Linked DNA regions of Mus musculus: regions 1, 2, 3, 4 and 5 are each linked to region 6. Evidence: chromatin loops called from intact Hi-C (ENCODE). Cell type or tissue: left cerebral cortex. All regions are shown on one strand.

Region 1 (5,000 bases), 320 kb before region 6:
GGACCATGTCTGTCTGGAGGCTGCCATGCTTCCTCCCATGGTGATAATGGACTAGACCTCTGAAGCTGTAAGCCAGTACCAACTAATGTTTGCTTTATCAGAGTTGCCTTGGTCATGGTGTCTCTTCACAGTGATGGAAACCCAAACTAAGATAGTAACCATAACCTAATACCCCACTCCCAGGCACAGACATCTGTGGAAACTCCCTGTAGCTAAATGCTCTAATGAAACCTTGACTGGTTTTTATTTCTCTCTGTGACTGCCTGTGGCAGCCTCAGTATGTAACATTCTCTCTTGTCTCTGTCATGTGGATTGAAGTGTTTTGTGAGCATCCATGAGATTATACTTTGCCAAAATTTATACCAGGAAATTGAAATTAGGACCTGAGGAGATGCCTGCCTTCTGTGCTCACCACAGATTGTTCATGATAGCCATGGCATGGAAGCAACCTTTGTGCGTCAGAGTATGAGTAGAAAAAAAAATCAGACCACATACTTATACCTACAGCAGAATATTACTAAAGTACAGTTAAGTCCCACCATTTGCAACAACAAAGGTGGACATAAAAGGCTATTATGCCACACAGAGAAAGAAAAGTACTATATGATTGGACTTGTATGAGAAACTCAAAATGGCCAAGCTCAAAGGAAAGAAAAATAGAAGGACAGTTTCCACAGGCTTCAGGAAGGGAGGACAGAAGACTTATGGTCTCAGTTACAGGGTATCCTGGGGATCTGCCATAGCTGTGCCCATAGCTGACTATACTGAATTATACACTTAAAGTTTCCATAGAAGATGGAGCCGGGGATGCAGTTGTAAGAATGAGCAGGAGCGCTGTGAATAGATCCCGAGTCATGTTTGTTTGGTGACAGAGGTAGTGGCCCTTGGTGACAGATTAGTTCTCATGAAGGGAGATCTGAGCTGCTTGTCTCTGTGGTCCAAGGGCTGGAGAGAGTAGAGAGAAACAGAGTGTTTCAAGAAGGGAGAAGTGTGTGGGCGGGGCGATGGCCAGCAGATAGTGCTTGCTGTGCAAGAGTGAGGCAGAGTTCAGATCCCCTGAACCGATGTAAAAGCCGGGAAGGCATGGTGGTTGCCTGTAATGCCAGCACTCTGGAGGCAGAGACAGATGATCCCTGGGGCTACAGCTAGCTAACTTGTGAGCTCTGGGCTAGTCTGAGAGACTCTGCCTCAAATGTGTAGAGAAATTGAGGAAGATACTCAAGGCAAACTCCACATGCATGTATATCTTTGTCACCCATCCTGCACACTTGAACATACACACACACACACACACACACACACACACACAGAGAGAGAGAGAGAGAGAGAGAGAGAGAGAGAGAGAATGAGAGAGTCTAATTTAGCCTCATGGCAATTGCTGATGACCTTGGCAGTCTCTAGAGACTGAAGGCAGTGATCAGATAAGATATGAGGCTGGTACTTGAGAGCAAAAAGTGAAGGCACTGACTCCTCTTCAAAGAGTCTGGCTACAAAGGGAAGCAGCCAAAAAAAAAAAAAAAAAAAAAAAAAAAGGAAGTTGACTTGTGTCTGAGATGTGATGGAAAGAACTTGTGTCCACAGAAAGGTTAAGGGGAAGGATGGGGAAGCATCATGGGAAGGCATGGGGGTGAGACACCGGAGCAGGTAGGAGAAGATGAGGCTCAGAGCAGGTGGAGGGGTTAGCCTTTGATAGGGAGGATGCCCTCTACTGAAGCAGGAGGAGGGGTGAGTGTAGGGCCAGTGTATAGACTTGTGACTGCTGAAAGATGCAGAGTCTCTTGGTTCAGCTTTAGCTGAAACCATGAGCCAAGATTGACAGCTAAGCTAAAAGGCTAAAAGGCTGAGCATAGGAAATCACAGCCTCTTACCCATCTGAGCAAAACCACTCAGTACGATGTCATTTTCTTGACTCCCTTCTATGTGGGTTGATGACTCTTAAGGGGGACACAGACTCAGGCCAACCTAGCTGGTTTGGTGACTTGATGGTTGGTTTTAACTGTTAATTTGCCACAACCTATAATCACTTGGGGGAAAAAAAACTTTCAAATGAAGAATAATCTATGTCAGGATGGCCTGTGGGGGTGTCTATGGGAGATTGTTCATTGGTATAGGAAGCCCCATTTCACCGTGGGTTCCTAGGCAGAGGGGCATTGTATAGGAGCAGACAAAGCTGGAAGAGAGCCAGCAGGGCAGCGTGGATGTATTTGCTTCTGTTCTTGACTGTGGATAGAGAGTGAGCTGCTGCCACCTTGACCTCTCTACTGCAATGGCCCATGGCCTGGCAGTGTCACCTCATGAAGTCTTTTATTCCTGATGTTGCTTTTGGTCACAGTGTGTTTTTAATTATACCAATAGAAATGCAGCTAGGACCAGGACCTTAATGAGATGTTCTGGAGAAGGTCAACCCTGGGAGGGGAGATGGTACCTTCAACTGGGAGCCTGGGTTTCTTAGGAGAGTTGACACACAATAGAAGAAGAAATATTGAATCTGAAAACCGGATTTGTGGTCAGGTGTCCTTCCTGTAGACTGCAGTAAGGCTAAGAGCAAACCTTTCACCTTTGTGATCTACTTCCCAGCCTGGGTGTGAGTGACATGCCTTCTCATGTCCTGGGGCTTCCGGATGATGAACGTGTGTGTCACTGTTGCACGAGGTGTCTAGAGCAGAGTGTGACTTGCACACGCAGAGCTGGCAGCCTGCCGCCCACATCTCCTTTCTTTCCTCAGCCCTGCTGTGATGTAGGGTGAGTCATTTTCCCCTCCATTGCATTGAGCCTCTGCCTCCCCATTCCTATCACTCTCATAGGCAGACTGTGGGGGTTTAAAAAGTGCAGCAGAGAACTCCAGGATGAAGAACACTAGAGGAATGTGATGGATGGGCCCATCTGGCTTTCTGAGCACTGTCTTCTTTTGGGCGGGAGCTTACCCAGCCCTGTCCATGTAGGACAGTTGAGAGCACCTAGGACCTGCCTTGCTTGGATGTCCTGCAGAGAGGATGGAGAGAGCATGAGCCAGTGATACTACACTAGGAGAAATGGCATCTGCCTTAGAGGACCTCATCCTGGCTGAGGGAGTCATTGGACCAAGCTTGTGAACAGTACTGAGCATGGAGCCAGGACATGCACTTAGATACAAGCCTACCCTTAGGAAGTGGGTTGTGTAGTTTAATGTCAATTTGACACAAGCTAGAGTCATCTGAGAGGAGCGTACCTCTCAATTGAGAAACCATCTTTATAACATCCAGCTATAAGTAGGTACGAAGGACATATTTTCTTAATTAGTGATTAATGAGGGATGGCCCAGCCCATTGTGAGTGATGCCATCCTTGGGATGGTAGCCCTGGGTTCTATAAGAAAGCAGGGTGAGCAAGCCATGAGGAACAAGCCAGTAAGCAGCACCCCTCCATGGCTTCTCATCAGCTCCTGCCTTCAGGTTCCTGTCCCAACTTCCTTTGATGAAGAACAGTGATATGGAAGTATAAGCCAAAAAGCCATTTCCTCCCCAAGTTGCTTTGCTCATGGTGTTTCATCACAGCACTAGACACCCTAATCGGGTTAGGAAGTATGGTAGAAAGGCCGCTAGCTCTCTGCCCCCCTAATCTTGACTCATACAGACTGACCACAGGAAGATACTAGAAACACCTGCCCATACTGCTGAGGGCAGAGAAGTTGGTAGGAGCACTGTGTTATGGTTCTAGGACTTGCAGACCAGCTCATTCTAGATGAGCATCTTGCTCTCCATACTGGGACAAGCTTGTAGAAAGCACTGAGTGTGGAACTAGAGCCAGGCAAGGTCTACATACCCGCTCTAACTCTGAGCCCAGAAGATGCATGTTGTGTGTGTGCGTATGTGTGTGTGTGTGTGTGTGTGTGCATGTGTGTACGCACATGCGCGTGTGTCATGTGTGCGTGTGTGCGTGTATGTGTGTGTGAAGGTCAAAGGTCAACCTCAGTTGTCATTCCTAAAGTACTGTTGTCCCGTCCCCCCCCCATTGGCTTTCATTGGCTTGGCTCTGAGCAGGCAAGGCTGGCTAGGCAGCAAGCTTCAGAGATCTTTTTGTCTTTCCTCTCCAGTGTTGGGATTACATGAATGAATCACCAGGTTTGACTTCTCTGTGAGGGTTTTGGACTCTGAATTTAGGTCCTCATGCTTGCGCAGGTAGCACATTGGAGACTTACTTATCTCCCCAGCTCCCCTAAGCCCCAGAGACAGAGAATGACATACTGAAGGACCCGCATGAGGCGAGGCTTCGATGGGTCAAAGCTGTTACTGTACTTCCTGCCGGGAATCCATTGCCATGTTCACCTCCTGGGGAGGAAGGTGATCAATCTCGTGGAGTTTTCTGATCAATATGAATAATCAGTCACTTGTCGCTGTAGTTACTATAAATGGCGATTGTAGCCAGATAGCTTACTGGATGTAAAATGGTCTCTTGGTCAGGAAATTTTCTTAAGGGTATTGATTTTCTGTAAATAAAGTGCTTGCTCTACAGAATTCCATGTTATTTCTGCTTTTCACAATGTCATGATGATGTTAAGAGTTCACAGCAGAGTGACATACGCAAGAGCCTAAGTCGGATGCTTGGATCTGTCTCAAGCAATCCTTCATAGCTTTCTCCACAGGCTTGTAAAGAGAATGCAAAGAGAATGTTTTTGCTCAGCAGTTAAGTGCTTGCCTTTAGTCAGCAGCCCGTGTTCTAGCTGTGGGAGGGAGAGATGGGAGCCCTGGAGCCGGGGACTGCAGAGACTTGTTGAAGCTGTGAGCTCTGCTCTGTCACTGAGAGACCCTGCCTCAGTGAATATGGTATAAGGGTAAGCAAGGTTGATTCCTAAAATCAATTTGTGTGGGTCTACACAACTACATTCATGTACCCCAACACGTGTGACCTACACACATGCGAAAATGTGCACACACATGTGCAAATCATAACATGAAACATGGGCAAAAAAAAAAAAAAAACAAAAAACATCCTAGCATCTAAATCTACTTCTAGAATGCTGGT
Region 2 (5,000 bases), 140 kb before region 6:
TGTCTGCAAGATGGCATCTGTATGGCCTAGTCGGCCATCACTGGAAAGAGAGGCCCACTGGACAGGCAAACTTTATATGCCCCAGTACAGGGGAACTCCAGGGCCAAAAAATGGGAATGGGTAGGTAGGGGAGGGGGGGCTGTGGGAGGCTTTTGGGATAGCATTGGAAATGTAATTGAGGAAAATATGTGGGGCTGGTGAGATGGCTTAGCAGGTAAGAGCACCCAACTGCTCTTCCGAAGGTCCGGAGTTCAAATCCCAGCAACCACATGGTGGCTCACAACCATCCGTAATGAGATCTGACTCCCTCTTCTGAAGTGTCTGAAGACAGCTACAGTGTACTTACAAATAATAAGTAATAAATAAATCTTTAAAAAAAAAAGAAAATATGTAATAAAAAAAAATTTTAAAAAAAGATGGCATCTGTAGAGAAACCTTCCTGCTTTCTCCGTCTGGAGCTTGGCTCGTATATCCTATAATATTCCTCGACTCTTCACTGCTTTAGAGGCCCTAGGTAGCTAGGACCTCAGCCAGCAACAAATAATAATCGCCTTTCTGCCAAGTGTGCACTAAAGTATTTGCATAGGTTATAATCTCACTAAGGTGCTAAAGATTCAGAGGCTCCCATGGGTTAAATAAATTCAGAGACTCGTGCACTGAGAAGATAATTGGAGTTCCAATCTGAACCGATCTGGCAATGATCAAGATTGGGCTCTTCAGAGTGGTGACCACAGTGGAGACACAGATGTGACCTGTAGGCCTTCAGTGCTGTGAGGAGGCTGCAGCATCCAAGCCTGCTATCTCCTCTGAGAGGTTCTGTGCAAGCATCAGGTCCCTGGACACCACCTCAGTGCATCTGGGCATAGTGTAGACATGCTAGGGCTCGCCTGATGGTTGCTGGCACTGGACAGTCTGCTCAGGGATGGGGCCTGTGGGTCATGCTGAGTTCACATCACTGAGCGGTAGAGCACAGTGAGACTGGGTGAATCCTGGTCACATTCTCTTTCTTGTGGCTCAACTCCGCTGATGCAGAGGTGACAGAAACCTTCTGTGGCAGGAACAATCAGGGATATAATTTGCTTCTGGCCATCATGAGAAGCCAGAGGAGTGGCAGCTTACAGTTAGATGCCAGCTTCAGTGGAAATTCACTGCTTGGCTGGGTCCTGGAGACTCAAGCAGAGACCTAGAGCCCAGCCAGGAATGGGAAGAGGCTTTTAAACAAGGAGGGTTTAGTAACCATGAGCCATGGGAGCGGTGGGGAAAACTTTAGGTGGGTACTGGTAAGAGACATCAGTTTACCCACCTGGAGACAAACCTGGACCCCTCTGGGTACTGCTGATGGCTACCTCATTGCTGGGTGGTGGGTTCAGTAGCAGTGGTTAATGATCATGCATTTGTCTGGGCGTGCTGAATTAAGAACAATAAGAATCGATTTGCCGAGCAATAAGAACTCAAGAGAGTCTGCAGAGGGAAACCTCTGGCCAGCTTCACACCTCCCTCCCCTAATCCCAAATGCATTTCTAGATCTTTCTCTCTCTGCTTTTGCCCAAGGAGAAGTTGCTTGAAGATTCCATTGGGACTGCTCAGGCTTTTAAGGTAGGGCATCCTTCAGGGCTAGCTTTCTTCCCCGTATATCAAGTGGGTCAGCATGGATGGAGAAATTATATTCCCAGGGGGTTGGGTAATTTGGCTGTGTCCTCTCCAATTCCCGTGGCACATGGCAATATTATAGCAGCCCAACAGCTCCTAAACCACTGGCTTTTCAGGCTTTTACTGCTCCTGGGCCGTGCTTAGTAATGAGAGCCAGCATATTTTCCATTGACAGGTTTAATTTTTAAAAAGCCCCTTTGCTTTAGGCAGCATGCTGAGGACTGTGCCTTATTCCTTAGAGATCCATTTGCAGACAGCTCCTGTGTGCTGCTGCATTTCCAACATACTTCCTTGCAAATGCTTAAATCGTATAGGGAGATAACGTCTGGTCCGCCGAGTACAGAATTTTAAAAGAGCTCACATCGCGTGTTTGTGTTATCCCGTGTCTAAAATCCTGCACGCTGCAGCCACACCTGGCGCCTCCTGTTGGTGGTGTGTCGTATTGCACTCTAACTCCAGGGGCCCTCTGGGACCACATGGGTGAAGTGAAGCTTTCCACTGGGTTCTCATCAACAGGAAGAGAAAAACCCATGCAGGCTTGGGATAAACCCATGGCAGATGGTGGGGTGGGAGAAAGTGTGTCAAGAGAGCATACTGAAGGCAGGATGTTAGAACTCTTGACAAAGAGAAGGTTCTTGCCCACAGAAGTCGGCGGGCGCACAGCTCCGATAGTGTGCTGAGCGCTGCTCCTCGGCTTGATTCAGTTGGCAGTGGGACGGACCGGGAATACTTTCTTCAGAAATGGAGGACTGGAGGAAAACATGGCAGGCACACAGCTCCGGCAGTGTGCTGAGTGCTGGTCTTCAGTCTGATTCAGTTGGCAGTGGGACAGGTCTGGAACACTTTCTTCAGAAATGGAGGACTGGAGGAAAACCCTGACTTGGGGAGCTTGGGAAATAAAAGCAAAGGCGCCCATGCCCGGGGTTTTGGGGAGTGAGTGGGTTTTGCACACACTGTTTCTGGAGAAGAAACTGCCTGTTTGGCACAGCCTAACTTCTTACTCAGGGAGGCAGATGCCTTTGCAAACCCCAGACTGAGCTGGGCTTGGACTCGCATGCTCACAAGCCGGATCCAGGTTTTCCTGACCCTCCCCCCTCCTGGCCCAATGAGCACAGCAGCAGAGCTTGGTTTGGCTGTTGAACCACAAGCCGAGGCTGCTGGAGAGCCGCCAGCATCTTCATCCCAGGCTTTGTGTTAAGCACCTCCTAATTCCTCTCTGACATTTCTCTCAGGTTGGAACCTGAATAGGAATGTATTCAGCACTAAGCCTGTTGACTAGTGCAGGAGGCAGGGCCCAATTATCTGTGGTCATGGGCAGCAGAGCTCTGTGTCTATCAGCAATCATTTCCACCACCCCAGTGAGCCTGTCAGCAGAGATGTTTTTTGTGACACAGATACACACACACACACATACACACACACACACACATATTCTGGGCTTCTTCCTGCCCTCCCTGCCCCTGCAGATGGCTGTTCTAGGTGCACAGGGTCACAGTATGGTAGGGCCTAAGCAGCATCCGGGCTATCATGGCTGGGTTCTGGCCACTACTGCCTCCCTCTGTGGAGTCAGGCACTGTCTGTTCCTGTGCGTGCTTACCCCTCATTTCCATGGCTTGAGGGTAACTTGCTATCTAGGTGTACTGGCCTTCCTGTGGGGAGTGCTGCTGCTGGTGTGTGTGTGTGTGTACATGTATGTGTATCTGTCTCTATGTTTGTGTCTTTTTATGTGTGTGTGTTTGTGTGTGTATCTGTCTTTCTCTGTGTGTGTTTGTATCTGTGCACATCTCTCTGTGTGTTTGTTGCTGTCTCTGTGTAGGTCTGCGTGTTTGTGTGTCTGTCTGTCTCTTTTTCTCTATCTCTGTGTGTCTGTGTGTGTATCTCTGTCTTTCTGTGTGTGTCTGTGTGTTTGTGTCTGTGTCTTTTTCTCTATCTCTGTGTGTCTGTCCATATGTGTCTCTGTCTGTCTGTCTCTGTGTGTGTGTCTATGTCTTTGTCTCTCTCTGTGTGTATGTATGTGTATACATGTTGTGTGTGTGTGTGTGTATGCATATGTGTGGTTTTCCCTATAAATGAACCATCCCAGAAGCTGTTCTAGGGAATCAAGTTGGAGAACACGCCCAGCCCCTCTTGGCTTCCAGTTCCCCCAGTGTCTTCTACTCCTGCTAGTGCTGAGTGTTATGGACTCAGCTCTGCTTGACTGGGAAGGCTTTGTTCTTCCTTTTGGGAAGATATAAAAATTGCCAAAGTGCTTTGCAGTGGTTAGCAATTTGTGGTCATGCACTTCATGGAGACTGAATGTTCCCATCCAAGACCACTGATTTTTGTGGGAAAAAAAAACCCCCACAACTTTAATACTTAGAATGTACTGGGCAGGAGGGGGTGTTGAGAAGAATAGGAGATGGGTATAGGAGGCACTTGAGGGCCAGGGCCTCTTAAAGCAGGGCCCCTTCCAGGAGTTTAAAAATAAATCATGTCTACAACTCCTCAGAGTTGAACATAGGACACCTAAGATTCCAAGGCTTTAACTGAGGCAGCAATAGATTCCTCCCTACTGATAGGATGGGGAGCTACGTGTCTGAACCTCTTTGTGGCAGACCCTGCTTCCACTTTGCTGTGGCCAAGGGCAGCCTGCGGGGGAGACTGGCTCTGGGCTGCCAGTGCCAGCTGAACCTTGAATCTCGAATTACTCCCTTAGTTTCCAGCTGCTGAATGGCTCTTCTAGTATTTGTGAGCACCCTGCATTTCCTAGTTTCCTCAGGCTTCTCGAGAATCACATAAGAAGCAACTAAAAAGCGGCACTGTGATACCATGGCCCTCCATTCAGTCATACAGGGACCTCCTAATGGGTTAGTGCCTTGTGGTTGCCACAGCACATTGTCTCAAACTTGGTGGCTTTAAACAGCAAGTATTTTTATCTCACAGCTCTGGAGTCCAGAGGTTGGGAATCTATAAGGCTGCACTCCTTCTCAGCCTATAGGAGAGACCGTACCAGCATCTGGTGTGGCTTCTGACTATCATTGGCTTGTAATAGCCTGGATGTAGTCTCTGTCAATATTCAGATACCCCTCAGCTCCTTGTCTGTGTGGGGAAATCTCCCTCTCCTTTTTCTGATAGAACATCAGTCTTTGGAAGTGGGCCAACCCAAAGAGGGGTCCATCTTGAGATCCTTACAGTGGCTATGCTTACAAGGACCTCTTTTCTGCATAAGGTCACAAGCATGAGTCAGATTTAGGACTTGGAAATCTGGTTAGAGGTACACACTGTAATCCACTACCGCACCCCGTTTCTCCTCTGCATCCGTCTTTCTATTCCTCTCCTTTCTCTTCCTCCATTCCTCTCTCCCTCCCAGC
Region 3 (5,000 bases), 170 kb before region 6:
TGCCCCAAGGACATGCGAGCCGACATTTGCGTGCACCTGAACCGCAAAGTGTTCAAAGAACACCCTGCCTTTCGATTGGCCAGCGATGGCTGCCTGCGGGCCTTGGCCATGGAGTTCCAGACAGTGCACTGTGCCCCAGGGGACCTCATCTATCATGCTGGAGAGAGTGTGGACAGCCTCTGCTTCGTGGTCTCAGGCTCCCTGGAGGTGATCCAGGATGACGAGGTGGTGGCCATCCTAGGTATGTGCTGCCTGTCTTTGATGTACTCCTGGTATTGTACTTGGGGTTGTCTTAGTCACTGGACAGCCACATTTAACCAGTGATTTCTCCTTGGGGCAGGCTCATTTCTCCATCCATTCATCCATCCAACAAAAGTTGAAGTTCCTTCTTTGAACCGATTGGTGTTTAAGGCCCTTGGGGTTTTCTCTTCAAGGGGCTGCAGGCTACTGAAAATGATGAGTAAACAAACCATCATTTGGAATATATCGGAAGGGACATATGTTTCAGGATTCAAATGGGAACGCTTCCTATATAAAATGATACACAAGAAGCAGCCAAACAATTGAAAATGAGTTACATGGAGCAGGGTAAAAACAGGGTTCCAAAAAGAGAGAGGTCAGCCTGTGTGAGAGAGACAGGTGTGATTCACAGGGACAGGTGTGACTCACAGGGGAAACCTCTGAGTCACTCTCTATGTGACAGGAGCACATGGCAGGGCCACGGTGGGAGATGACACTGGGAGAGAGTTGACAAACCGTAGGCCTCAGGAATCCCATTAAAGGGTGTTGTTGATTTCACTTGCAAGAGTGGGGCAGGTGACCCGTGGTGAATTGAAAGTAGGGAAGGGGCAACATTAGGACTGTACTTTTGAAAAATTACAGCAAGTAGAGGTTGGGCTGTGGTGAGCAGGGTAAGCAGGTAAGAGACGTGTTATCTAGGCCCTTAATGAACAAAGATGTGGGTGGATGGAGAGAAACACATCACTTTGAGATATATAAAAAGTCAAAGGAGTCCAATGACAGTTTGCTCTTGGGAGAGGTAGGATCTCTCATTGGTTAACAGGGAGGCTAGTTCACCATATGCAGCAAGAAGGAATGTGGGAGGAGCAGGGACATGTGTAACATGACAGTATTTGAGAGCTTGACCATCAGTGGCCCTGGGGAAACTTCTGAGGCAGCCACAGGATAGGTCTCCAATACACACACATCTCTCTAAGGGGACAAGACATCATGGCATAATCACTATTTACAGACATTTGATTTTTGCCCAATATCCTGCAGATGCATCCTCATTGAACCATGCAAACTGGCTTTATTGCTCTCAGTCTCTAAGTGAGACAGTTGAAGTTCAGAGAGTCAAGTGTTTGAGGCCCACGGGGTCCCATCCCAGCAACCTCAAGACCTTCTGCTCCCACCAGACTTGTGAAGTCCTATTTCAGTATCCCTCTGTGTTCAGCCTCTCTATTCCTGCCCAGCTTTAAAATTGAAATACTGATGATTAATGAGATAAGTGGGGTTGGGATGCTGCAGGTACTGCTGCAGATTGTGGAGGTATGTTTTATGTTCAGTGCATGGTTGATTTCCCAGAAAAGTGAGATGGGTGGTACGAAGTTAAAGTGATGTTAGAATGAAGAGGCTGACTGCATATGAAGTTACTGCGATGTTAGAATGAAGAAGAGGCTGACTATGTGTGAAGTTACTGTGATAGAATGAAGAAGAGGCTGACTATGTGTGAAGTTACTGCGATGTTAGAATGAAGAAGAGGCTGACTATGTGTGAAGTTACTGTGATGTTAGAATGAAGAAGAGGCTGACTATGTGTGAAGTTACTGTGATGTTAGAATGAAGAAGAGGCTGACTATGTGTGAAGTTACTGCGATGTTAGAATGAAGAAGAGGCTGACTATGTGTGAAGTTACTGTGATGTTAGAATGAAGAAGAGGTTGACTATGTGTGAAGTTAATGTGATGTTAGAATGAAGAAGAGGCTGACTATGTAGAGATGGATGAAACTTTTAAAACCTAATTTTGCTCCTGTCTGATTTTGGAGTACCCAAAGCATGGCTTCCTTCTTGTTCCTGGGGCACTTTGTCAACTTGCCCTCTTGGCTATACTGTGCTCAGGGTAACCCAAGGATGATGTATACTCCTTCAGCATTTGCTGGAAAATGGTAAGGGAAGCCTGTTGAGTCTGGGTTGGAGCTGAAGTGTATCTGGTCTGCTGGGTACCATGGTGCCTACAGAGCCCAACAGCCTAGTCCTGGCTTCTCCTCACTCCCTCCTCTCAGAGACCTGAGGTTGTGGGCCAAACACAGGAACAGTGAAGACATTGTTGTAAAGTATCTGAAGGAAAGGGGTTCTTATCTCTGCCTTTAAATTCACCAGTGAGGACATTGGGCTAGCCAGGATTCTTGCACAGCTAAGATTAACCACTGACCAATCCTTTGAATTTGGATTAGATGTAACCCTTTGGAGTCAGGCATCTTGTACCAACTTCCCCACAGATTATTTAAGCTTTTGAAAAAAATCCATCCTGAGGCCCAGCACTATCTCTCGTGTGCTCACGATAAGGGATTTTTAATGCCCCACCATAGACACCAGTACGATAGACTTGGGCATGGAAGGATGATAGCCTGAAGCGAGATGAGAAGGACAAACAACCCCTTCTCCCTTCCTCCCCTGCACACCGGCCTTCTTACGAGGCAGCGACTTCATAACCTTGTTGATTTGACTAGTTACTGCTTCTCCAAATCTAGCCCTCTGGGCATCCAGCCTGCTCCAGTTAGCGCATAGTTAGACTTCAAATATAGCTCAGCAGCTTTGGATTAAACGTGTTGGTTGCTCTCAAGATGTCCAGACTAGAAAAAGTCTCCTCTGTGCTTCCAAGAGCCAGATTGAGCCCCCAAAGTAGGTCCAGGCTCGATATCCTACGTTAACTTGCCAAGAGACTCTTAGTCTATAAAAGGACTTGACAAGTTCTTTGAGCCAACCTGTCCTTTAGGCCATGAGGCATACAACATTCCAAGCTGTTTGTTCCCTGGAAACACCCACCTGGATCTTTTTAAAATTCCTTTCTCCTTAGAATCACTTTTGTTCAATGAACTGCAATCAGTTTCTTCCTGAAGGGTTTGAGCATCACATGGGACTGAGAACTAGACCTTCATTGTCCTCCGATGCCCTTTAGCGCAGTCTCACCCAGTGCTGTTGAGCAGATGCTGTCAGGAGTGGGTTGCTGTGGTAGACCAAATCTTATCCCAGCCCTCAAGAGCTGCCTGTGGAGCACGTGACTCTAGACAGCTTCCCCTATGCACATCGAGGGCTACAGAGCATGAGTAGCTATCGAGCAGTGCTGTGTGCCCAGTGCTCCGGTAATGAAGGGAAATATACCAGTGTTCATGCCAGAGGCTACAGAGAAAATGCTGGGACACAGCTGCCCATGCCGTCAGACTCCAATCTTACCAGTTCAGTCACTTATAACCTGCTAGCGTGGTTCCTCCCTCCAATTCGATTATCCCACCCCCATTCTCTGTTTAATTTAAGTGCAGACTCCAAGAATGAGAAGGGACAGTGATCAGAACTGAGTGGGCTTAGCATGTGCCCAAAATAGAATCCCTCCCCTCCCCACTTGCTAAAACCTTATAGACTTTTGGTGACAGCAGCCACAATATAAAATGCTAATTACATTGCTAACTGATGAGCGTACATGTAAAACCCAGCATTTGTCCTGTTGAAGGAAATGCAGTCTGGTGGTTCTATTAGAGTCTGTTGCCTTTCATTTAAAAAAAAATGAATATAGTAACCTAATAAATTGGTTTATGGAGCTGATCAAAGGTTGCATTTAGAAAGTGTGCCTCCCCCAAGCCATGGCAGCCACTCTCTGATAGAAAGCACACTGTTCCCCAAAGACAAAGATCATGGCGGCACTCCCTTCTGACTTCCTTCTGGAATTCTTTTAGAAACCTCTTACCAGCTTCTCAGATGTAGTCTTTGTCCTTTTTACATGTGGGGTTCTTTTTTTTTTTTTTTTTTTTTGCTTTATCATGATATTTATTTTTAATTAAACCAACCCCTTCTTCTTCTTACTTCTACTCTTCCCATGCCTAACATCCCCATCCCAGCACAGGGCAGTTCAGTCCCATCCCCATAGCCTCACTGCGTGTCCTCATAGGATGGCATGTAGGTCCTCAGGTTACTGCTTGCTCTGAGATGCCTTCGTGCATTTGCTGAGTTGGAAGGCCACTTTGCCTTTGCCTGGATAAGGTGCTCCTTTGGGCCATTGTTCTAGGTTGGATATTTAGCAGCATCTGCTGTCATCGAGGATCATGGTGGTGTTTTCTTCAGGGGACAGAATAAGCCTTGTCTTAGAGAACCATTGTGCTGAACTGAGACAGATGCTTAGTGACAATGTGCACAGGGGGCTCACTCTGTCCCTCTCTTGAAGCAAGCAGGCAGATAAATGCTCACAGAGAAGGCAGAGCCTTCTGAGAGCTTGGAAGGCCCCAAGAAGTGTGGTAGGCTGAGCATTGGGGTAGAAAAGCAGCAGGGTTTCTAGGGGTACTGGAGGGAGTGTGAGTGTGAGTGGCAGGCTCAGGCCAGTGTGAGTGGAACTGTCCATGCCTGTTCCGTCAGCTCAGTGTGCACGGGGCTTTGCCAGCCTGTTGCACTGTGATATCAAGAGCACTAAAGCCTTGATTGTCATTTCATGTATGGTTGGACATCGCCAACCTTAGCTATGGAGTAGGAGAGGTGAGGCACATAGAAAAGGAAACGAGACAGGAACCCATAAGCAGGGGCCTTTTATGAACTTCACTTCAGCCATATGATGTTGTTAATTTTTGACATTTGTTTGGAGCCATTGATCAGCAGGGGACCCTTCCCAGTGATTGACAGACCAAGCCATGAGGTCTTTGCCTTGGTGGTGGCTGGAAAGATGGAATCAGATGAGGTCAGGAATGGGTCAGCTGTGAGGAGGGGACTTGTGTGGTGGGTCATCCAAGCCAGCAC
Region 4 (5,000 bases), 100 kb before region 6:
CAGCATCATGAAGTTAGCATTATGGCAGAGGGCAGCATCCTTGAGATGATCCTTGGTTGTCCTCTGGTTGCTACAGAGGTGCAGCCAACTTCTGGACTGAACAAGGTAAAGACATAGTATACCTAAGTCACTGACTTGGGCATGAAATCAGGTCTGTAGGATAGAGAGCCCATGTTGAGGCCAGGTAGACACAAGCCTGCTGCTTCTTAACAATGTAGCCTGAGACAAGGGGCAGCTCCATTTTCTGTAAAACAAGGTTGAGAATATCTGTCCCACAGGATGCTCACAAGGATCAGTTTCCACTGCAACTGTATAGTGCACATCTCTCTGTCTTTTGTGAGATGTTTCCCCAAGACTCACCCAACAGACCAGCACTCTCTCCCTTGCATGGTTTCAGAGGTTTCTGGGCTGGGAAAAGTTAGGCACAACACCTACACAACAGTTGGGTCTACTATTCCATATATAGCCTTCTATCCTTCCACCCATATATTCTACCATTTCTAGCCTCTTCCTAGTTATATATATATATATTTACACACACACACACACGTGTGTGTGTGTGTGTGTGTGTGTGTGTGTGAGAGAGAGAGAGAGAGAGAGAGAGAGAGAGAGAGAGAGAATCATATTATTATATACATACAGGCATAACTTCATGTGGCCTCTCTGACATCTGGATTCATTTGCTACAGCTGCTATGACAAATGGAGAGGTGTAAGTAGCACAAACCAGCTAACCCAGTCCTGGAACTGAAGTCCAAGGTCAAGCATTTATAGAGTCAGTTTCCTCTGGCATCTGAGGGAGAATCTCACTGCTGCTACCCATCTTCCATCCCCTTGGCTTCTGTGGTGTCACCCTTAGTTCTGGTCTCACCACATTATGCTTTCCCATGGGAACCTACATGTATCTCAGTTTCCCCTTTCTGTAAGAATAATTTTTTTGGGTTGGTCATCTCATTCTAGTGGGATCACTTTCTAACCGATGACATCTGAGGTTGCTATTTCCAGAGCTCTCTTTCTGGCATGCTAGGCATTCAGAGTTCAGTGAGGGACCATTGAGAGACCACCAACCAGCCACCCCCTACTCTCTCATCTATCTGCTTGTGCCCCTGTGAGATGGCCATGAAGCAAGATGGAGTTGGAGAAATTGAGACTACTGAACATAATGATGATTAATATTGATGTCAGCAAAAGTTTATAAGATCTAGAGTCACCTAAGAGATGAATCTCTAGCTGTGTCTGTTTGTGAGAAACTTTGTAGATTTGGTTAACTGAGACGGAAAAACCTATTCTTAAAATAGGGAGGCAACATTTGGGCTGAAGTCCTGACTAAATAAGAATGTGAGCTGAGTACCAGCATTCATTTCTCTTCTTTCTGACTGCAGACACCAAGGTGGTTAGTTTCGACTGTCAGCTTGACCCCACCAGGACTTAACTAGGAAGAGAGCCCTGATGAGGGATTGTCTGCGTAGTGTTGCTTTGGCCTGTGAACATGTATGTGGGGATTGTCTTATTTAAGTTAATGGATGTGGGAAGGCCTGGCCTAGTGTGGGTGTTGTCATTCCCTAGGCAGGAGTCCTGAACTGTATTGAGTGGAAAACCCAGGCTGATCACAAGGAAGCCAGTGAGCCTGCACATATTCATTTCCCTGTGCTCTTGACTGTGGGTATGGTATGACTAGTTGTTTGAAGTTCCTGCCTTGACTTTCCGTGATAGTGGACTATGATCTGGAATTATAAGCCAAAGAAACCCTTCTTCCCCTGAGTTATCACACATGCCTAGAATTTGAATCTACAACTGTGACTCTCTAGGACTTAGGAAGGAGATAGTTAATGTCCACCAGATGGTGTCATGTCTCTTTACCCTAGACATGAGAAAGTGAGGCAACAGTATGTTCTCTGTCCACACTCTGTCCATGGAACTACATTAGTCATGACTATGGGTTCCCCTTTACAAATGCCTCCCCAACCAATCCTGAAATGGCAGCCATGTTATGGGAGATGATCAGAAGTCTGGATGTTGAAGTTACCCAACCAAGACTTCTCATTTGGAGTTTGGGAGTGTGAATGTTTCACATTAAGCCTCTGCTGTCCTAGAAAGACATCTTCCCACAATGGAGCTGGCCTAGTCTAAATGATGACATACGTCAGCATGCAGCCTTGAGCACTGGGCTTTCAGCCTTGGTGGGAGAGTCGATGCTGGGTGAGACAAAGCCAATCTGTTCCTTCCCCTTGGAGAAAGGAAAGGAACTGCGTATAAGCTGGGCATAAAATCAGCAAGCTTAAAGGGGCAGTTTACAGGAACTGTAAATAGAAGAATGGTTAATGATGGTCACTATATAAATACAAGGTCTAGTGATGTTTACTGTTTTGTTAAACATCCAGGCACAGAAGGGAAATGTTCTTACTGTGAACCTCAGGATTCCTGGGTAGCCACAGTTTGCAGAGAAGAAAGTCCAATAGGTCCTCGGTTGTGTGTGTGTGTGTGTGAGAGAGAGAGAGAGAGAGAGAGAGACAGAGACAGAGACAGACATAGAGAGAAAGTATTATGTGCTGGAGCTCTGGATGCTGCTAGGTACTAAGAAACTTCAGCGCACAGGGACCCACCCTTCCTTCCTGTCCACACAAAGCTCGCTCAGGAAGGACAGAAGTCTCTTCTCTTGGTCCCAACCTTATGTCCATGGGACTTGTCCCTGCAGGGTGCTGCCATTGGAGCAGATCCTGAGAAGAAAGCACCTGGACAATTCGCTACTTTTTTCTTGGTGGCTGCTAATCCCCGCAGTTACATTCAGTTCACATTCTGTGACCCTGGATCACATATCAACCTGACACCTTGACACACTTGGGTGCAGTAGCTGCTGAGGAAAAACTGCAGAGCCTGACAATTGGTCTGAATAGATTCTGCTGCCATTCTGAGCAGCAGCCAGGAAGGTGCTTTGCTTCTGTCCCAAGGAACAGACACATCAATGGCCTTTTGAACAGTCTCCATCTCTCCTAGGGCTGAGGGTCCTCTAGAAAGCACTGCTTGCTGGGGTGGGGAATTGACCATGTAACCCTGGTCCTTCCCCACCCAACCACAGTGCTGTGCAGCCAGCAGCTCCCAGAGAACAGAGCTACGCCTCACTGGAGCCTTGGCCTCTTTATTGACTTTATAGAGAGCAGAGCAGCAGCACTGGGCAGTCTATTTGGGGCTTTTGCTGCCAGCAGTTGCCAAGCAGTCCCTGTCCTTCAAGAGTTCTTGATGTAAATATCTCTCTCTGGGGAGAGATTCAGGTGAAGCCAGGCCAAATGCCCACCTGCTGCATTACAGGCAGACTTATAGATACCTACTGATGACAAAGGTTTCATGTTTCTATGCTGGGGATGGGTCAGAGATCTCATGGCAGAGTGGGGTTGGGGTGGGTTGGGGACCCTACCCACCTGCTGTCTGCCTGGCTTCTCACCACCCTGGGCTCAGTACACTTATTCATTCCTACCAGCCCCTCCAGGTGTTGGTCCTGCAGTGATATACATGGGACCTGACCTCAGTGCTTTTCACTCGGTGCAGTCACTGTGTGTACCTGAATGCACGCATGCACATGCATTTGCACACATACAAATTTATTCATATATATCCCATATATATCTGTGCATACACATACCTATGCATATACACAGTCTACAACCATACACACATATTTCTGTACTTGCATACATATGCACACACTCATATACAACCCCACATATATACATGTACATCACACACACATATACCTGTACTTGCAAACCCATATACAAAGACATACATACCTGCACTCACACACACTCATGTACACCCATACAAACATACATAGGCTCATTCATACACAGTCATGAACACACATGCCTGGCTCACACTCATGTATACCTCTACATACACACACAGGTTATTCATTCACAGTCATGAACACATATACCTACACTCATACACACCAATATATATGCCTCACATTTACACACACCTTTGTATACACACAGCCATCACACATAACACCTGTGTTCACACACATCTATCTATCTAGACATGACTGACTACACATTCACACTTATATACATGCATACACATACCTATATGCACATACACACATATGCATACATACTCATAGATGTTCATATACACCCCACATTCATACACATGCACACCTCCACATATACATACAAACACACAATATCTGTATTCACATACATATTAAACATCTTTCTCACAATACACAGTACACACATTCATACATATGCACATCTCCATACACACACACACACACACACACACACACACACACACACATATATATATACACATACATATACCCATCTGCACACAGGCAAACCTGTACTCCCATACCTGTGTATACTCCCACAAACATACACACAGCCATACACATAGCCATACAACTATACATACAACTATTCATAGTCACATACACCCTACACATATATACACAGTGCCATACACACACCCATACATACCTGCACATACACATAGCCATGAACATACATACCTGTACTCACACACCTCTGTACCATCCCTACACACACACACACGCGCGCGCGCGCGCGCGCGCGCTCTTTCCTTACTAAATTTCCAAAAATGGGGGCGGCCTTTCTCTTCTGCACCTAATCTTCCTATGACATTTGTCATATATGAGTTGATAGAGCAGGCTGTGCCAGTTAAGGACCTCCTCCAACCTTCCAGGTATTTCATCATTGGCTGGCACACTCCTGAGCCTCACTTTTCTCCTCTGCAAAATGAAATTGGCAGTGCTTCCCGAGGCAGGTAGCCTGCTGTGCTTGGCTCAGCAGGCCAGTAAGACCTGTGTGAGAAGAGGCTGAAGGGGGACTGCTTTCTCCTGGTCCAGGCTGACTGTTTCTGAGTAGGAAGCTAGGGGGTATGAGTGCCCTGCTCCGGGGCTCAGTTTCCCCATCTGTAACACTGGGCCATTCAGCATTGGCCACAGCAGTGTTAAGTCATGAGATGTCCATCAAACCT
Region 5 (5,000 bases), 250 kb before region 6:
GTTGACATGAGCTATCCAGCACAGTCACTGTTCATGAGTATAATCATGACTTCAGAAGACACGTGTGGATGACCCTGTTGTTGCTGCCAGCACTTGCTCTGGACATTGCATGGCAACCTTCAGCGTGTCCTGTGGGACATTTTCTTGTGGCCCCGTGACTGTGCTGAGAGCTATGTGAGAAGGGACAGGTGGCACTTCCACTGCTTATCGCTAAAACCTTACAAGCAACCCTTAGAAGATGAGTGGATGTACCCTGCTACCTACAGACAATGGCATGCCATCCACTGTCCATGGAAAGTCATGGAAAGACCCAGGGAAACCTTGAAATCTGTTCCTTAGAAATGGACTCAGCTGTCCCTGGCTGCATGCTAGATGATGATTTCAGGATAGAACGTTCTGGAAAGGACAAAACCACAGCAGTGGTAATAGAAGGTTGTGTGTGGTTGGGGCTGAGATTGGAATTTTAGAAGGTTGCTGCATTTGGATAGTTCTTTTCTCTTCTCTGAGCAGCAGTGACCTCATCTAGGGTCAGGCTGAAACTCTGGGGAGCCTTTGAGTGTTCTATAATAGCCACCACGAAGGCTGAATCTGACCCTGCTGTCTCTTGGGCCTAGTATGCAGGGGAACTGTATATACTGAGTGATGGTGGCTCTCTGTACTTGACTTCCAGAGACCTCAGAACTGTGGGTTTTTTTTCCAAAAACCTCTGAAGAGAACCATTTTTCTTCATAATATTCCCATGGAGACTTATACTCAGAGGTTAGAGAGCCACAGAGTGGAGCCCTGTATGTGTTGGTTCCTTCAGGGAATGAAGATGGTAGACTGATTCTTACCCAGCATTCCCCTGTGGTGGTAGACTGATTCTTACCCAGCATTCCCCAGGGCTGTCAGAGGAATGGCCTCTGAGATCTTGAGTGGTATCAATGAAGGACAGTCAGCATTAAAATCATGAATGAAAAGAATGGAAACCACAAAGTTGGAAGGTCCTTCTTACCTCAGCCTTGGATTCCAAGAGCCCCTGTTGTCCCCTGCCTTTTTGGAGTAGGCCTTTTCCTGAGGGACAGGCTCCACCTGAGGCTGGCACCTTGTCCAATGTTTTCCTTCTTTCACCTTGAGACTGCTGGGGAAATTCTAGTTTCTTAGGGACCATTGCTTAACAGACTGAGAGCCAAGGAGGGGACACAGCTTCTCTTTCTCTTTCTTTCTCTTTCTCTTTCTCTTTCTCTTTCTCTTTCTCTTTCTCTTTCTCTTTCTCTTTCTCTTTCTCTTTCTCTTTCTCTTTCTCTTTCTCTTTCTCTTTCTCTTTCTCTTTCTCTCTCTCTCTCTCTCTCTCTCTCTCTCTCTCTCTCGTGTCTTCATTTTAGCCAGGATGGTTCCATAACATTGCAGCTCCACCCTCACTGACTTAGCCCAGGGGCTCAGGCTGCTGGTCTGCACTTGGCAGTACCACACTCCTGCGTTACATTCCAGAAAACCCGTCACCCATCTAAACTAGCTGCTGGACTCCTCCTCTTGACTGCCCATCCTCCAGGGGATCTGTGCCACAAATACCTGGTGTTTGGTAGGAGGCCACCTGATTGGGGGTTCTTGCCTTTTTGCCTGCACCTTGATGTTTGGTCAGGATGAGACTGGCTGGAGTGGCTATGTTCAGACAGGGCATGTGTGAGACTTTTAAATCTAAAGAGGCTGTGTAGGGAATGGTCCTTGCCTCTCTGCTGCTTCCTAGAATACTTTCCTAACCGCAGGAGAGTGTATATTTTGTATATAAAGCCAGGAGAGTGATAAGGGACCAGTGTTCTCCTCTGGTCACAGTCCTGGGGACATCTATGACTCTTAGGAAACTCACTTGGCTTTTCACCCACACCAGACTCTGACCTGTGTTATCCCTGAGATTTAAATCAAATTAGCCTAAAGAAATTAAAACCATAGTATCTAGGCTTCAGGTGGCTGCATTGCTTCCTTTGAGATGAGGGAGAAAAAACATTCTAGGGCACTTGGATTCATCTCTTTTGTAGAAGAAGAAAGCTGAATTTAGTATTCTGAGCGATGAACATGTTGCATGATAAATCCAGAATTTCTGTCCCTTCTCCTTTGGGTTTTTTTTTTTTTTTTTTTTGTCAACAACCAAGGGTTTATTTCCAGTATCTCCATAAGGGGAAGCTTGATGGTGTAAATCCACGAGGGAGCACAGTTTGCTCCATGCCTCTGAGTAAGCACGAGGGACGTCCACAGTCTTTGCAGTGATTTCTAAACTTCCTCCTTGACTGTTTTCTGCAGCGACTGCAGATGTGGCTTTTGGACGACATTAGTGGAGTAAACAGATAGAAGGGTGCAGGCAATCCCATTTTTTGGTTAAAAAGCTCCCCTTGGGCTCAATAGCCACATCCTTTCCCTGAGTACGGTCAGCAGACCTGCTATGTGAGCCAGGAGTAGTCCCCTGTGTGCATGGTCTTGGGCCTCCTGCTGAATAGACTGCAGGTTGCAGATACAGTTTGCTCCCAGTGCAGTTTACGTTCTGTTTGCTCTGGGCTTGGCCTCAGGCAGTGTGAGGGCAGGGATCAGGCTGCCCTGTTTTCCTATCATTTCTCCGTTCAGAATGTGTCTTCTTTCCCCAGGTTTCAGAAAATAACCACTGGATTGAATTAAACATGGCCGAAGTACAATATTGCAATGAGTAGGGGGGGGGGGCAAATTAAATTTCAGCTTCAGAAAGCAACTTCCAATGAAACCTGGTAAAACCAATTTATCCCATTATCAACAGAAATGGCTCCGAGTTCCAATAGTATGAACATTCTTGAAGTCAGACAACACACAATTTTTGTTAATAAAGTAGTAAATCTTTGTATTAGCCAGGCTTTCCCAGAGGAGAGCCAGTGGGGGCTGGTATATGCGGCTCATGCTTGCTTATGGCATGTGTGAGGTCTTGGGTTCCATTGCCAGGGCCATATAAATGGCTGTGCTGTGGCATGCCTAGCATCCAGCACTTGGGAGGTAGACTCCAAGGAGTCACAAGCTCCTGATCCTATGACTCCTTGGATCTACCATACTGAGTTCAAGGCCAGTCTCTGTTACATGAAACTAGAAAAAGAGGTTTGGGGAGAGAGAGACCTCTAGTGGCAAAGTTGTGTATTTATGTAAATATAAATATAGGTATAGACACACACACACACACACACACACACACACACACACACACAAAAGGATGGGTGTGTCAAGCTAACTCTCATGGTCACAGAGGCTGAGCAGGTCCATAGTGGTGGCTGCCTACAAGCTGCAGAACCAGCAAAGCTGGTGTATGGCTTCATCTAAGAAATCAGAAGTCTGAGAGACCCAAGGTATAACCTCAACTCCCTCAGCTTGAGACCAAAGACCTGAGGGACCTCCACTCATTGCCCCTAGTGCAGATTTAAGTCAAAGGTTAAAGATCATTGGTCCAAGCCTAAAAGTGGCATCAGACAGCACACTGACTTGGGAGGGAGCCCATAGAGGGATGGAAGTTGCCTTCCTTTCTTCCTGTTTGATTTTTTTTTTATTCATTCAGGTGCTTAGACATTTAGTTGGTGCTTCCCAGAGTCTGAGCAGGTCTCTGTCACTCAGTTCACTGACCCACATGCCCATCTCCTCTGTAAACACTCAGACACACCTGGATGGGTACTTTGAACATCCTTCAATCTCTCAACATGACCCCCTACATCAATATCACAATCCTTTTAGCAGACCTCTAGGTTCAGTATCACCACAGTGTAGGTTTCCACTCAACTACACCACAGAGTGTCTGTGAGGAACTGGGACTCACATGTTCACCTGAAGAGTAAGTCTATGGTGAACTTGGTAGGTCTCAGGAATCCGGTAATGTCCTCAGTGCCTGGAGGGCTAATGTAAGAAATCACATCTCTCATTGGCACTGTCCTTCTAGACCCAAGAACGTGTCAGTCTACAGCAGAGCAACAGAGTGTGGCATGCCCTTTACACCCCAGGGTGCTTTACCATTGCTTCTGTCTGGAGCTTGTTTTTCTTAGACCATCTCATGGCTCACACCCTGTCTCCTGTGGGCCCTTGCCTTGATGCCACGGCCTCCTAAGTGACATTGGCTGGCCACCTTCCTGCTACTTCTGTGCGTAGGTCGTGCCTGCTCTGTTAGCATACCGTCATGTAGCAGCTCTTACTTTAGAGTTTTATCCTATTATCTGTCTCTCTTAATTAAAAATTCTAGGAGGGTGAAGGTCTGGGTCAGGTTTGTCACTTGTCTGTCTCCAGTGCTTGAAGTGTGAGTGGGAACTCCATAAGCATTTGCTAAGCTTGGTGTGGTTCAGACCTCTCATCCTACCTACTTGGGGGACTGAGGCAGAAGGATTCCAAGTTGAAGGCTTCTCTGACCTGCAGAATAAGTCCAAGGCCAGCCTGGACAGCGTGGTGAGATTCCACCACAAGATAAAAAGTGAAAGGAAGCTGAGGTGTGGGGTGCAAACTGTGCCACCCTGTTCTGCCTGAAGCTCCTCCCATCCCTCCAACCTGTTTGAAGAATGAATGAATGAAATGCCATTCACAGGGCCCGGTGGAGGACACAGTTTCCTGGGGGAAGGCAGTACTTATTGTTTGAGTGCTAAGTCACTCTTGTTTGGAAAGATGCAAGTATGGAGCTTAAAACTCGCTGTTCTTAACTTCAGAGTGTGAGGGAGGGAGGGTAACAGGGAAGGCCAGTGCTGACAGAAAGCCTGGTGAGCCGGTGCCAGGCAGGCATAGTCCATTGAGATGCAGATCTTAGACCTTACCACATGAAGGTGAGGAAGCACGAGACAGAGAAGGGCAGGTGAAGGGGTCTCCAAGCAATATTGAGTAGAAGATGATAACAAAAATTATATTTATATTTCTAATTTGGCATGGCTGCCATCGTGTTCCGGAGCAGATGTGGGATTCTGGTGGAACTATCAAAACAGAAGAAACCAAAAACCAAAACAAAAAACCAGCATTTCAATAATGTGATGAGACTTTAGTGTCTA
Region 6 (5,000 bases):
GAATACCTGCACACCAGCTGCATCATGGGAAGAAGGTGAACAGGGCATCTCAGACTTGATTCTGCGTTTCTTTACAGAGCTTAAGTTCATGAATTATAAGCTAGGAAAAGGGGGTGGGAAAGGGAATTCTAGTCTTTCCACTCAGTGACCCTATACTCTGGCCACCTCCCTTGAGCATAAACAATCAAGACCCATGGGGGAGAGGCTGGAAGTCTGATGACCATCATGCCCAAGTTACAGCTGCTCACAGTCATGGCGCCTCCCTCTCCAGGCTACACTGAAATCCCTCAGGACTACTAAATAGCCTAGGATATGGCAAGAATGGCTTCAACAGTATCCTGTTCAACCAAAAACAGCAGCTTAGAGGAAGGTCTGCCTCTTAAGAAACCTTGACCTTTAAAAATTTGAAAGTGGGGAGAGGTAACGCATTCTGAAATGTTCCATCAGTGACCTCACGAAAAAAAACCCTCTACGATTTGCTGGTTAGATATCTGTGCTCCTTCACAAACCTTGTGTAACTGATAGCACACATCTGAAAAGGGTACCGAGCCTTAGATAAGGAAGCAGGTAAGAAAAGTCAAGCCAGTGTTATAAGACAGAAGATGAGGAGTCCATATAGCCAAAATACCCAAATATTAGTTCCCCAAGAGAAGAAAAACATTTATACACAGGACAGGAGGTGGCACAGACAGGACATGCTCCACAGAAGAAAACAGGGAGCTTGTAAAAGATCTGGGCAGTGAGCACGGTGCCCTCCTCTTCCAAGCCCACACAATGAAGGTCACCTGCTTTAGGGTCTCTCTATTCCTGCAACAAAACACTATGACCAAAAAGCAAGTTGGGGAGGAAAGGGTTTGTCCAGCTTATGCTTTCATATTACTATTCATCACTGAAGGATATGGGGATAGGAACTCAACAAACAGGTCAGGAACCTGGGGACAGGGGCTGATAAAGAGGCTATGAGGGAGCCTGCTTACAGGATTGCTCTCCATGGCTTGCTCAACCTCCTTTCTTATAGAACCCAGGACCACCAGCCCAAGAATGGTACCACCCACAATGGGCTGAGCCCTACCCCATCAATCACTAATTATGAAAATGCCCTACTGGCCTGTTTATGATCCTATCTTATGGAGGCATTTTCTTAAATAATGTTCCCTCTTTCAGATAATTTTAGCTTGTGTCAAGATGACATAAAACTATCCAGCAAACACCCTCTCCCCCACCCCCGCCCAGATAAACTGTACCTGAGAAACTCTAAACCGAGGAAGTTATAGGTGCTATGAAATTTGAGAACAGAAAAAAAAATGTGCATCAAAGTATCTAGAAAGAAAACAGTGGATACAAAGAAACAAGAACAGAAGTGTCATTTCCCAACAGCAAAGGTAAAAGACACAAGACACAGAACTTCAACAACTGCCAGAGAAATTGCAACAAAACCCCATATCAGATACCAACTGTGTGAGGTAAAAGAAGACAGTTTTAAAGACACAAAAGGTCTCTTGAATGTATTTCCCAGCATTCTTCTCTAAGAAAGATACTAAAGGGTGTGTCCCAGCAAATCACCCAGTAGGGTGTGTGTGGAGTACAGCTGGAGTACAGTGGCAAGCTGTCCCTGGGCAACAGGAACAGGATGTAGCAAGGAGACAGGAAGATCAGACATCTGACAGACAGCAGGTCTAAAGGGCAGTGGTACCCACAGAAAGAGGAGATAAGAGCTTCAGGAAGGGCCATCAGAAGTCAGCTGACCATCTGACCATGGGGATTTCCATCTGAGGGAGTTTGCACTCCAACAGGAGAGTCTGGAAAGAAGTAGTGATGGCAACCTGGTCAGTCCAGCAAAGAGGATACAAGCTGAGGTGGGGAGCAGGCCAACAATGTTTCCATCCTGGCAGACTCCACTGGTAACAATGTAAACACACTGAGAGACAGGGAAATACATCTCACCCAGAAACCCACTGCCTCTATAGGTCAAAGGTAACGAATGAGTTAGTATAGATTTTTTTAAAATGGGTGTAAAAACGGGAAAACTAAGAGAATTCAAAGTTACTGTTAGGGAATGGATGTGGGAGTTGGGGGTGTGACATCTGTGATATCACACCCTCACTGAACAACACCTCTTGTCAAGTAGAGCCAGCAGACATCATGGTGGTTCCCTAAGAGTCTGTCTCCTGGTGATATGACAGCCATTCAGTTTGTACAAGTTCACACTATAAAGTTCACATCATTATAAAATATCTACATCTCCATCCTTAAGTTACATGTGACTATCTGCCTCTGTGAGCCCCAATTCACTTAGATTGATCTTTCAGATTAGTTATCTCATCCACAACTGTGTGGGCCTACAATTAAAGTTCAAGTTTTGGAGCCTTGAGAGAGAGCTTTGAGGGTCAAGTGCTTGTCATGCGAGTGAAACATTCTAAGTTTAGATCCCCAGAACCTATGTAAGAGGCTGGGCACAGCATTGCCTGTGACCTCTGCACTGGGAAAGCAGTGATAGGGCAGGGGGTTGAGCCTGACAGCAAGCCAGCCTTGCCAAACTGGTGAGCTCCTGGTTCAGGGAGAGACTCTGTCTCAAAAACTAAGGCATATACCCAGCATGGTCCTCTAGAATCCACATGCACATACACTCATATGTGCATGAGTAAATACATTCAGAAATACACCTCTCTCTCTCTCTCTCTCTCTCTCTCTCTCTCTCTCTCTCTCTCTCACACACACACACACACACATACACACAGAGAGAGAGAGAGAGAGAGAGAGAGAGAGACATCACACACAACACACACATCACACACACATCACATACATGGCTCACACACATCACTTACACACACATCACATCACACACATACTTTATAACTTGTTCAAGAGCTGGAATGTCACTTAGTCACTTAATGTGCACAAGCAGCCAAGACACGCAGAGCAGATGGTCATGTGCTTCATATGGGGTAGGAGGGACTTATCCAGGAATATCATTTGTGTCTGAAATTTAGGATGCTCCGAGGAGATCACATAGAACTGCATTCAACTTCCACAGAGTAGAGCTAAATACTTGCCTTTCCCTGTCTCCAGTCCCCTCAACTGTGAACCTCGAGTATGAACCGACCTAGAAGGGCTGAAGCAATTATTAAGTATAACACTTTGAAAGAACCCCAGTCAGTGTCCATCTTGTCTCATCTGTAATCAAAGCTGGGAGCTACAACAGCCCCAGGTATCTTGTCCCTCAGAATGACAACTCTACCCTCCAACCTCCGACACAAATAAGATATGTGAGTCCACCCTGCTAGTCTTCCTCTGACTGAACCACAGTACAGGCTCTCTGTGCAGAAGTAGAAACCATAGTATACACAGCACAGGTGTCACCCTCAGAGGAGACAAGAAGCAGTGACTTCCATTGCTGCTTTTCTGTGCTCCTGTATACTGATGAGTAAGTCTCATGACATATATGCCTTATCCTTCACCTTCCCCTCACAGGGCAAGAATGTTTTCTTATCATGGCATTGCACCAACAATGCCATTACTCCAACACCATCACTTTCAAGAGCACAGCCAGCTTGGTGAAGGCCCTGCATCTTTTATACTGTGGTCTTTTCTGTCACCCTCATAAGAGACAGTCAAGGGTCATTCTGTCATTGACTCCAACCTGCTACAGGAACAGGGCCAACAGCAGAGGAAACAAGACTCAACTTAAAGCGCGTTCTTCACTTTGTGTGGGTAGCTACAGGCACGCGGCTGCCAGCCCAGCTCATCTCAAACAAGGCCAGCAGCTGCTCGGCGTGCTTTTTTAAGCGGAGTTTATTTCTAGGTCTTTGGAGAGATGTGAGACACTTTAGAAGGATTTTATTTTAGGAGTCCTATGCTCCGTGCCTTCTCAAAGCTTTAAAATGAGCACTCAAACATGCAATACACACAGAAGCGCAGCACACACACATATAAACACATAAAAATATACTGCACTTAGTATGAGCATATTACTTAGGGAATAAGCAAAGGGCCCAACAACAGGAATCTTGGCGGCTCCAGCCCTGCTGTTTCCAGTAGATAATTTGAATTTGGAGGGTAAGAAAAGAGACTCAGCCTTAGGAAGGAAACCCAGAGAGAGCTTTCAGTGGGTATGTTACAAGAGCTTTTTTCCCCCATGAGGCACTGCTCTGCAAGTCTGTGTTTCGCTCTCAGCTAGGACAACAGTGGCAGGAGAGCAGGAGACCTGTCCTGCTGTAGCTGAGCTGGTGGGAAAAGGAGCTGAAGCCACAAGTCAGTCTTCCAGGAGAAACCAGATGCTGTCCTAAAGCCTCCCTCCAGGGCAGCCTCAGCAAAGGGAAGTCTATGGAGGCTGACATATCTGAGCTGAAGGGGAATTGTTCTCAGAGTTCTACCTGTAAACCAGAGAGGGTGAGACCTGGGCTTCGGATTGCCACTGAGAAGAAAATACATAGGCAACGGTTTGCACAGCCGTTTCCAGCTTTATTAATGATGCCATGGTGGGGAGACCACAGACGGGGCACCAACCAGTCATGCCCACCAAGGAACATGCTGTTTATAAGAATAGGCCTGCTCTAGCCTTTGGAGCTATTCCAGCGTGTTGGTCTGACATATGGTATTAATATATTAATTTAACATGTTTGTTTGGTTAAGGACTTTGCATTTCCAGATTTCTAAGTGTGACACTCAAGCCCTTTACATGGAGACCTTTTGGTCTTTCCAGTTGCCTTTCATGTCATGTTAGTCTCTGGACTTCAACAAGCAGCCAGGATCCCAATTTAAGTTGTGTGTTACAGGGCCAGGCTTCTCCCTCCTGATGATCCAGTGCTGCTGCTAACTCATCAGGGCTCTGCCCAAGTCAAGCCCCTTGGGAACCAAGAGCTCAGCTCACATCAACTCCTTTCCTCATGAACATCAATGTTCTAGAGGCTTCTCTCTGGGTATAGTGCATACACACCTTCTTCTGGTCCTCAGCTGGCTTGCATACAGCATTCCTCTCAACTACACCAAAGGCTGCA

The links. Hi-C counts contacts between places; a loop is a spot of excess contacts. Peaks named below come from ENCODE experiments on the same cell type or tissue, not always from the same donor. Only the 100,000 strongest peaks of a DNase experiment are listed, where the experiment ranks them.
Region 1: a loop joins it to region 6, with 3 times the contacts of the local background. A loop is called at or near these places in 2 of 42 quality-filtered maps.
Region 2: a loop joins it to region 6, with 3 times the contacts of the local background. A loop is called at or near these places in 4 of 42 quality-filtered maps.
Region 3: it touches region 6 in a loop (8-fold over the local background); 4 of 42 quality-filtered maps call a loop at or near these places.
Region 4: a loop joins it to region 6, with 7 times the contacts of the local background. A loop is called at or near these places in 3 of 42 quality-filtered maps.
Region 5: a loop joins it to region 6, with 3 times the contacts of the local background. A loop is called at or near these places in 3 of 42 quality-filtered maps.

Annotation. Positions count from the first base shown.
Region 1 is chr1:192,264,397-192,269,396 of GRCm38, forward strand. All of the region lies in intron 5 of Kcnh1 (potassium voltage-gated channel, subfamily H (eag-related), member 1), which reads left to right. Among named protein-coding and RNA genes, the nearest start is that of Kcnh1, 76 kb to the left of the region's middle. In left cerebral cortex, no CTCF peak of the experiment used is centred here; DNase peaks (open chromatin) are centred at 2,735 and 4,668; H3K27ac peaks cover 2,348 bases.
Region 2 is chr1:192,442,090-192,447,089 of GRCm38, forward strand. The region is part of intron 10 of Kcnh1 (potassium voltage-gated channel, subfamily H (eag-related), member 1); the gene reads left to right. Among named protein-coding and RNA genes, the nearest start is that of Gm31011, 72 kb to the right of the region's middle. In left cerebral cortex, a CTCF peak has its summit at 2,081 (motif pointing left); DNase peaks (open chromatin) are centred at 2,255, 2,694, 4,728 and 4,892; H3K27ac peaks cover 4,010 bases.
Region 3 is chr1:192,418,695-192,423,694 of GRCm38, forward strand. Kcnh1 (potassium voltage-gated channel, subfamily H (eag-related), member 1) reads left to right here. Exons shown (of 11, transcript NM_001038607.2): 9 at 1-241. Among named protein-coding and RNA genes, the nearest start is that of Gm31011, 95 kb to the right of the region's middle. In left cerebral cortex, no CTCF peak of the experiment used is centred here; DNase peaks (open chromatin) are centred at 2,886 and 3,193; H3K27ac peaks cover 1,541 bases.
Region 4 is chr1:192,483,012-192,488,011 of GRCm38, forward strand. All of the region lies in intron 10 of Kcnh1 (potassium voltage-gated channel, subfamily H (eag-related), member 1), which reads left to right. Among named protein-coding and RNA genes, the nearest start is that of Gm31011, 31 kb to the right of the region's middle. In left cerebral cortex, no CTCF peak of the experiment used is centred here; DNase peaks (open chromatin) are centred at 368 and 2,133; H3K27ac peaks cover 3,004 bases.
Region 5 is chr1:192,329,227-192,334,226 of GRCm38, forward strand. All of the region lies in intron 6 of Kcnh1 (potassium voltage-gated channel, subfamily H (eag-related), member 1), which reads left to right. Among named protein-coding and RNA genes, the nearest start is that of Kcnh1, 140 kb to the left of the region's middle. In left cerebral cortex, a CTCF peak has its summit at 3,117 (motif pointing left); DNase peaks (open chromatin) are centred at 1,669 and 2,200; H3K27ac peaks cover 2,233 bases.
Region 6 is chr1:192,583,860-192,588,859 of GRCm38, forward strand. All of the region lies in intron 10 of Hhat (hedgehog acyltransferase), which reads right to left. Among named protein-coding and RNA genes, the nearest start is that of Gm31011, 70 kb to the left of the region's middle. In left cerebral cortex, no CTCF peak of the experiment used is centred here; DNase peaks (open chromatin) are centred at 2,949 and 3,778; H3K27ac peaks cover 3,301 bases.